Regions from separate parts of the Mus musculus genome. Here region 1 is linked to region 2. Evidence: chromatin contacts called from ENCODE Hi-C or POLR2A ChIA-PET data. All regions are on one chromosome and are shown on one strand. Each heading gives the region's core, a stretch centred on a gene start or an enhancer-like site at or near the end of the contact. The rest is flanking DNA. Distances are from core to core; before and after follow the strand shown. Region 1 overlaps Clec3b (C-type lectin domain family 3, member b). Region 2 holds the start of Tmem158 (transmembrane protein 158).

Region 1 (3,989 bases), core at 469-2,968, 100 kb after region 2:
AAACCTGGAACTCAAACCCAGAGTCGACCTGGACAATGCAATGTTTCTTTCTTTAAAAAGAAAGAGAGGGAGGGAGGGAGGGAGGGAGGGAGGGAGGGAGGAAGGAAGGAAGGAAGGAAGGAAGGAAGGAAGGAAGGAAGGAAGACACAGCTGGGAGGTCAGGTGGACTGAGTTTGGAGTGCGCAGGTGTTCTAACCCTGAAACACTACAAGCTGATGAACAGGAAATCATTCTCTTTGCCACACTGCCCTCTTCCGATGGAAAAAGGCAATGTTTATCACCTGCCTAGATCGCCTTTCTACCAAGACCCACAGCTTCTTGGGAACAGCACGATTTCCATAATGGTGGTTAAAGAAATCTGACCAGAACTCTTTGGAATCAGAGCTCTTAGCTGGCTGACCATCCCGAGAACAGGCTTCACTCTTAACACTAACAGCTGTGGCTCCTCACTCTGCCCATGACTTGAATCCCATACAACGATGTCCCAGTGCTAGGCAGTCTGGTGGTGACATATACAGCTCCATACAAGCTTTCTCCTGCCCCAGTCAATCACACTATCATCAGAGCTGGGTCCACAGAGGTGGTCTAGGCCAGGTCACACTATAAGCCACTTGAGGAAGGGGAGGCATGAGGCTACTGTGTTTCATTTTTGGAGAGTTCTCGTCATGTGAGACCAGTATTCCATGGTGGTGGGAAGGCCCAGGCCTGTAGAATCAGCCCGGTTATAACAACACATACTGTCCTGGGTGAAAAAAAAATAAACCAGACTACATATAAGTTCCTGCAGTATGGTAGGCTCAGTGATTCTCTGTGCTGATAAGAAGCAATGTGGAACCCCTGGCTGGCTGTAAGCAGTGGGAGGGAAAGGAACACACTAGCCAGGCAGTGTTGGCAACTGTTATATTTGGCTCCTGGACCAGCCTCCTGGGACAATAGAGGCAGATGGGAATCTTCTTGGGAAGGCTTGATACTCCACTCATCCTTTACTCCACAAAAGCCCCCTGCATGCCTATGTTTCTCCCAGATGGATCCCCAACAAGAGAAGGGATAGCCCCACCCCATATCCCAAACATGCCTGCCAGAATTGGAGTGTGTGTTGTAGTCCAGCAGAGGGAATTAGTCTCTACAGAAAGCAGACTGGAAATGTGACTAAGGCTCTCCTGGGTTTGGGGCCAGGCTCCTGGGATCTTCTTCCCGCCCTAATCTGCCGACCAGCCAACTTCAGGAATTCTTTTTTTTTTTTTTTTTTTTTTTTTTTTTAAGATTTATTTATTTATTATATGTAAGTACACTGTAGCTGTCTTCAGACACTCCAGAAGAGGGCATCAGATTTCGTTATGGATGGTTGTGAGCCACCATGTGGTTGCTGGGATTTGAGCTCGGGACCTTCAGAAGAGCAGTCGGCGCTCTTAACCACTGAGCCATCTCGCCAGCCCCCAACTTCAGGAATTCTGCACCAACTTTATTTGCAAAAACCAAGCAGAGAGAGGAACAGAAGGTCTCCCCGCCCCTCTGGGCCCTGCAACAACTTGTCTCTCCCTGAGAACCACCAGGCCCGCCCCACTCACCAATGTTCAGCTCAGCCCCAACGCCCCCCCACCCCACCCCGCCCATATAGCAAGCTCACAAGCCCCACCCTTCAACAGCCTTCTGCTCTTTGTGGTTCACACCCCTCCCTGGCCCAGGCCCAGCCCCTCCGCTCCGGGCTGGGCTAGTAGCGGCTGTACTACACAATGGCAAACTGGCAGATGTAGGGCAACTGATCGCGGCATCGCTTGTCGAACCACTTGCCGTTGGCTGCGCCAGACAGGGCGGCGCAGTTCTCGGCTTTGCCGCCGTCGGGTTGCGTCGTGATCTCCGTCTCCCAGTTCTTGTAGGCCAGGAGGCCGCCGGTCATGTCCACCCAGGCGCCTTCCGCGGCCATGTCGTTGAGGCCCAGCCAGATGTTCGCATCGTTGCCCACGCTGTGGCGCGCGTACTCGAACAGCGCCTCGTTCTCTAGCTCTGACTGCGGGGTGCCCAGCGTGCCCCCTTGCGAGATGCAGTCCTCGCTCGCCTCATGGAAGGTCTTCGGTTGGGTGAAGGCCAGGAGGCACTTCAAGTTCACCTTGGTGCCCTTCAGGCACACTGAAGGGAGAGATGGCTGTCACAGAAGGTTTGGATGCTCCGAGGCCAAGAGACCTCTTCCAGGCTGACTCCCACCCTTCACCCCATCCCATCCATCTCCTGAAGCCTGCTTGCTCTCGCCTCAGGACCCTGCTGTGGCAGACCCTGAAGAGCCCAGTAAGAAGGGACATGGTGCCCTGCTCCTGGAATGGACACACCTCTGCTGCAAAGGGCGACCTAGCCAGGGTCACTGACTTCCAGAGATAAAGGGAGTGAAGAAGTCACCTGGTCCCTGATAGTTTCCCCTCCCTGGGATCAAGCTACTAGCTCATACTGCTAGACATTTACCTACTAGAACTAGAGACCCCACTCTGGTTACTTAGTATCTACCACTCCTGTCTGAGGGCCAGCAAGCTTCTACACAGGGGATCAACACAGGGGACCTCTGCTCAGACCAGGTCCCTGGCTGGGTGAGTGGAACTGGGACTTCAGGAGCATTTGTGGAAAAAAAAAAAAAAAGATGGTAAGGAATGGCCATTTCAAAAACTACTCTAAACTAGAGTGTTCAGTGCAACACTGGTCTCCCAGGTTAGGAGGAAGGTGCCCATGGTGAGCTTGATGTTGCAGCTTGTGTTTAGCTTAATTTCTGCATCAGACAGATGGAGTGTGTGGTTTTTGCTGCGGGGTCACATATGTCAGAGCTCCATATTGGCCCTGCCCCTTGCACTTAGCCATTCCACCCAGCGAATATTAAAGAGAAACATTCCCATGTCCCTGAGGGATTTGACAGCTAGGCCTCATAGAAGTGTTTAGTCACAGACTCTAAAGCACACCCACAACACACAGATGCATCGTATACACAGCCCAGAGCCAAGCACACACAAGGTATGCTCACGGCACACTATAGAACAGAGCAAGGTCACAGGGTGGGTAGAGAATGAGAATAGACACATGCAAGATGACCGTGATGGAGAGGGACAACTAACTTGAAAGAGGACTGGCCTGGCAGAGTGGATGTCCAGTCTGTTTAGGCTTCCCCAAGCAAGAAAGTAAAAGCTGGCTCTCCTGGCCACTAGAGTGCCCAAGCTATGAGGCCCTGGTCCTGCTTTGCCACTCCCCAGCTGGGTGACCATGAGAATCCCTCTGCCTCAGACCATCTTTTATTTTTTTAATATTTTATTTTTAGAAGTTTTTTATGTGTATATACATGTACCTGTGTGAGTGTATATCACATCTGTGTGGGGTTGTCCTCAGGACAGAAGGCATTAAATCCCTTGGAGCTAGAATTATAGATGGCTATGAGTCACTATGTGGGTGCTGGGAACTGGTTCAGGTTCTATGGAGAAGCAGTTAGTGCTCTCAATGACTAAGCCATCTCTCCAGCTCCAAGATTTTATTTTTTTTATTTATCTTATTATTATTTGTTTTTGTTTTTGAGATAGAGTCTCACTGTATGACCCTGAGTAGCCTGGATCTCATTTTGTAGACCAGGCTAGCCTTGAGCTCACAGAGATTCGCCTACATCTGCCTCCTGAGTGTTGGGATTAAAGACATGAGCTACCATGCCTTATTTTTATTTTTAAAGTGTGTGTGTGTGTGTGTGTGTGTGTGTGTGTGTGTGTGTGTGTTGGTAGTGTTGGTAGTGTTGGGGGTTAATGCATGTGACATGAAGTGCCCATGGAGGACAGAAATCGTTAGGTCCTTTGGAACTGGAGTTACAGGCAGTTGTGAGCCACCAGATGTGGTGATAAGAATCAAACTCTGGTCCTCTGTGAAAGCAAGCATCCTCAATAGCTATGCCATCTCTCCAGCCCCCGTCAGCTGGCAGATCTTTATACTGGGACTGACAGATGCTGGCCTGGTTGCTGAGATTCAGAGACCAT
Region 2 (3,861 bases), core at 1,033-3,532:
TATCATGTCAACAACTTGGCAGGGACTTCTTGGCTCTCCAAACCAGACTTGCTTCTTTGCTTGTGGTTGGTTGGTTGGTTTTTGAGACAGGGTCTCAGGCATTCCAGTCTAGACTTGAACTATGTCAAGCTGGCTTTGAACTCCTGATCCTCCCTCAATTTTCTAAGTGCTGTTACAGTTGCATGCCATCATACGCAACTGCAAACAAGTCTGTCATTTTCCCTTCCAAGTTTCCCCCACCCCCATCCCCACCCCCACCTCCATTGTACAGACACAGTAAGGGAACCCCTAAGAAGCTCAGCATGTTCCTGCCTAAAGTTCCAGAAAATGTCACCTGCTGTCATGGATAGAGACCTGACTCAAGACTCAATCCTTGACAACTAGGCCCCTTTAAGCCCTAGGGATCACATGATATCCCTGTTTTGAAGTAGGCTCATATTTAAACAAGGCTGCCACACCAGGTAGTATATTTTGTTCCTTAAAAGGATAAGTCATTTTAAATAAGAACATGAAACTGCACATTGTCCCATCTGGGAACACAAAAGTAGATAGATAGATAGATAGATAGATAGATAGATAGATAGATAGATAGATGTGTGTCCTGTGCCTCAGGGACATCAACCTTTTTTACAGAGACCAAGAATCCAGTCACACTGGGCTGGATTTGCAGGAATAGATAACCAACTGGCCAGCACTGAGAAGGTGGGGTAGATGCTGGACTGCAAGCTCCATTAACATAACACAGTCCCATGCAGGGTGGGTGCCAGCCGCCCGGCTGTCACTCAGGGAACCAAGACCAACAGAGAAGACTTGGTACTTTGGGGAATTCTGTTTATAAGGCTCTCTCTCTCCCTTCTCTCTCTCCCCACTTTCTCTCTGTCTACCTGTGTCTCTCCCTCATTCCAATGTTACTATTTGTTAGAAAACAACTTAGAAGATGGGTTTAGTGGTACATGGCTTTAGTCCCAGAACTCAAGAAGCAGGGGCAAGTGGATCTCTGAGAGTTTGAGGCCGGTCTGGTCTACATAATAAGTTCCAGGACAGCTAAAGCTACGAAGTGAAACCTTGACTCAAAAGAAAGAGCAGGAGAAAGAATGAAAGAGAGAGAGAGAACTATTTAGAGAAATATATTTAGCACTTTGTACCCAGCAATGGCTGTCATCCTGTCCTTCACAGGCCCTTGGGAAAGCTTAGCTGGCTTAGAGGGAGGGTCACTCTTAGATTTACAGAGCACAACTGTTTCAAGCCATTTTAGGGGTCAGTTGACATTAGTTTCCAAGTGTGAGGCCAGAAAACAAGGGAAGTGCAGTTTGCTCCTTTTTGTGATGGGGATTGAACCCTGGGCTTGCTAGGACACTAGGAAAGCACCCTTCCAACTGAGCTGCCTCTTCTTCCCAAGAACGTTTTTTGTTCTTTACAGAAAGCATCTTTCTGTGTAGCCCAGGCTGTCCTCAAACTCATAATTCTCCTCACCACCTTAGTACTGGATTTTGTTTATTTGAGACAGGTTTTCAGGTAGCCCAGGCTGGCCTCTCCAAGGAACTTGGACTCTGGATTCTCACTTGGGATTACAGACTTGTACCATCAAGCTCAGGACTCAGGTAGGCTTCTTAATATAAATTGTATCCTATTAAATTACTCTTGACAACTCCACCTCTCCACAATATACATCCCGGAAGACTGATATTCATGGACTCTAACATACAAATTTTTTGTGTCTATGTGCACACTAGACTGCAGGTGTCCTCAAGCATCCGACCTGTGGGATTTGCATTCCCATTGCCCCAACCAACACCAAAACTTCAGAATTTTGAGGATTTTTTTATGAGTTCTCTTCCTGTAAAACAAAACAACGAAACAAAAACAAAACAAAAAACAAAACAACAACAACAACAAAAAAACCCATATGTATCTATTGTGGTGAAGACACATTAAAACCAGCCAGACTCCAGATCTGAATTTCTGAACTCAGCAGAAAGGTACAAGAGTCCTGTCTCTGGCTCCTGAGGTAGCCCGGAGACTTTCTCCCTTCTTAGTTTCTCCTAAGCAGAAAGGAGGTACTGATTAGCTCTCCTGGGGGCGTGACAGAGGGACTGTCTGGGCTCCGGGACTCGCTCTGGGCTTCCCGCCCTCGGGGGTCCCCTCGCTCCGCCTCCACGCACCGCCCTGTCGCTCAGGTCTTCAGTTCCCGCCCCTGCGAGTGGAGCCCCGCCCTCCCAATTCCCCGCACCCGGTGAGCCGGGGGCGGGGCGCGCGGAAGGCGGAGCCGAGCAGGGGAATCCTCTCTCGTTTCGCCGCGAGCCAGCAGAGCCTCCTGGCCGTCCAAGGGCCCCAGCTCTGGGGGCAGCGGAACCTCGACGAGCGGAGTCTGAAGAGGCCATCGCGGCCCGTGAGCCGGTGTCGTCCCAATACACTGGCAGAGTTCCGCCTCGGCCTTCCAGGCCCCGCGGTTCCCTCACCGGACGGTCGCCTGCGCGCCATGCAGCCGCCGCCTGCCCCGCGCGCGTAGGCGCTCGCCACAGGCCATGCTGCCCCTTCTCGCCGCGCTACTGGCCGCCGCCTGCCAGCTGCCGCCGGCGCACGGCGGGGCCACGGATGCGCCCGGCCTTGCAGGGACGCCCCCAAACGCCTCGGCCAATGCGTCCTTCACCAACGAACACTCCACCCCGCGTCTGCTGGCATCGGCGGCATCGGCGCCCCCAGAGCGCGCGGGCCCAGAGGAGGCTCCGGCGGCGCCCTGCAACATCAGCGTGCAACGACAGATGCTGAGCTCGCTGCTCGTGCGCTGGGGCCGCCCGCGGGGCTTGCAGTGCGACCTGCTGCTCTTCTCTACCAACGCGCACGGCCGCGCCTTCTTCGCCGCCGCCTTCCACCGCGTCGGGCCACCACTGCTCATCGAGCATCTGGGGCTGGCGGCGGGCGGCGCGCAGCAAGACCTGCGCCTGTGCGTGGGCTGCGGCTGGGTGCGCGGCCGCCTGCGGGCTCCCGCCGGGGCTCCCACCGCGCTGCCTGCCTACCCGGCGGCCGAGCCGGGGCCGCTGTGGCTGCAGGGCGAGCCTCGTCACTTCTGCTGCCTGGACTTCAGCCTGGAGGAGCTGCAGGGCGAGCCGGGCTGGCGGCTGAACCGCAAGCCCATCGAGTCTACGCTGGTGGCCTGCTTCATGACCCTGGTCATCGTGGTGTGGAGCGTGGCCGCCCTCATCTGGCCGGTGCCCATCATTGCCGGCTTCCTGCCCAACGGCATGGAGCAGCGCCGGACCACCGCCGGCGCCCCCGCGGCCGCTCCTGCAGCCGTACCCGCGGGGACTACCGCCGCTGCCGCCGCCGCTGCTGCAGCTGCTGCTGCTGCTGCCGCGGCTGTCACCTCGGGGGTGGCTCCTAAGTGACCCCCTCCGCCCCGCGTCCGCGCTGTGTAAGCGCTCGCACGCGCCTTCCTCACCGGAGACGGGGCAGGTGCGCTTCGTGCTGTCCTTATTGTTCATCCTTTTCCCGGGAGGGGACCGCAGAGAGGCACAAATGAGGTGGGAAAGTGGGGTTTGTGCTGAGGTTCTGGTTCGGAAGAGCAGGGGCAAGCTCTCGGGCTGAAGGGTGGGATCCACGCGTGGCTCGAGGACACAAGGGAAACCGGCTCTTTCCCCTGCGGCACCCCCTCCCTGCGCCCACATGCCCTTTATTTATGGCAGAAAGTGACCAGATCCTGTGTATTTGTTTTATATATTTAATAACTGTTTTAAATGAAAGTTTTAGTAAAAAAAAATACAAAACAAAAAGATTCAACTGCTAAAGCTGTGGTAACAGGAGCTCTTTGTATCTGAATGTAGTTGTATTTGAAGCTTCTTGTTTGTTTTTTTAAAGGGGGGG

What was found. A loop is a pair of places that touch in the nucleus more often than their neighbours do. ChIA-PET counts read pairs that join two places held with the same protein, here RNA polymerase II (POLR2A).
Region 1: a map of mouse trophoblast stem cell shows a loop between it and region 2 (4-fold over the local background). The contact joins the enhancer-like site here to the promoter of Tmem158 in region 2. A Hi-C loop is called at or near these places in 33 of 37 maps with a recorded cell type or tissue (CH12.LX, CH12F3, ES-E14 and 11 more). POLR2A ChIA-PET finds 5 or more read pairs at or near these places in 3 of 5 experiments (Patski and embryonic stem cell).

What each region holds. Positions count from the first base shown.
Region 1 is chr9:123,154,885-123,158,873 of GRCm38, reverse strand. It overlaps Clec3b (C-type lectin domain family 3, member b), which reads right to left. Exons shown (of 3, transcript NM_011606.2): 3 at 1,442-2,127. The coding sequence ends at 1,727. Among named protein-coding and RNA genes, the nearest start is that of Gm23323, 5.5 kb to the left of the region's middle. Within about 2 kb of position 1,718, at least 1 of the 3 ENCODE cell types and tissues checked has a DNase peak (open chromatin) inside an H3K27ac peak, as active enhancers do; it is heart, where a contact is called at or near this core.
Region 2 is chr9:123,259,210-123,263,070 of GRCm38, reverse strand. Tmem158 (transmembrane protein 158) reads left to right here and starts at 2,282. Exons shown (of 1, transcript NM_001002267.2): 1 at 2,282-3,861. The coding sequence starts at 2,526. The coding sequence ends at 3,386.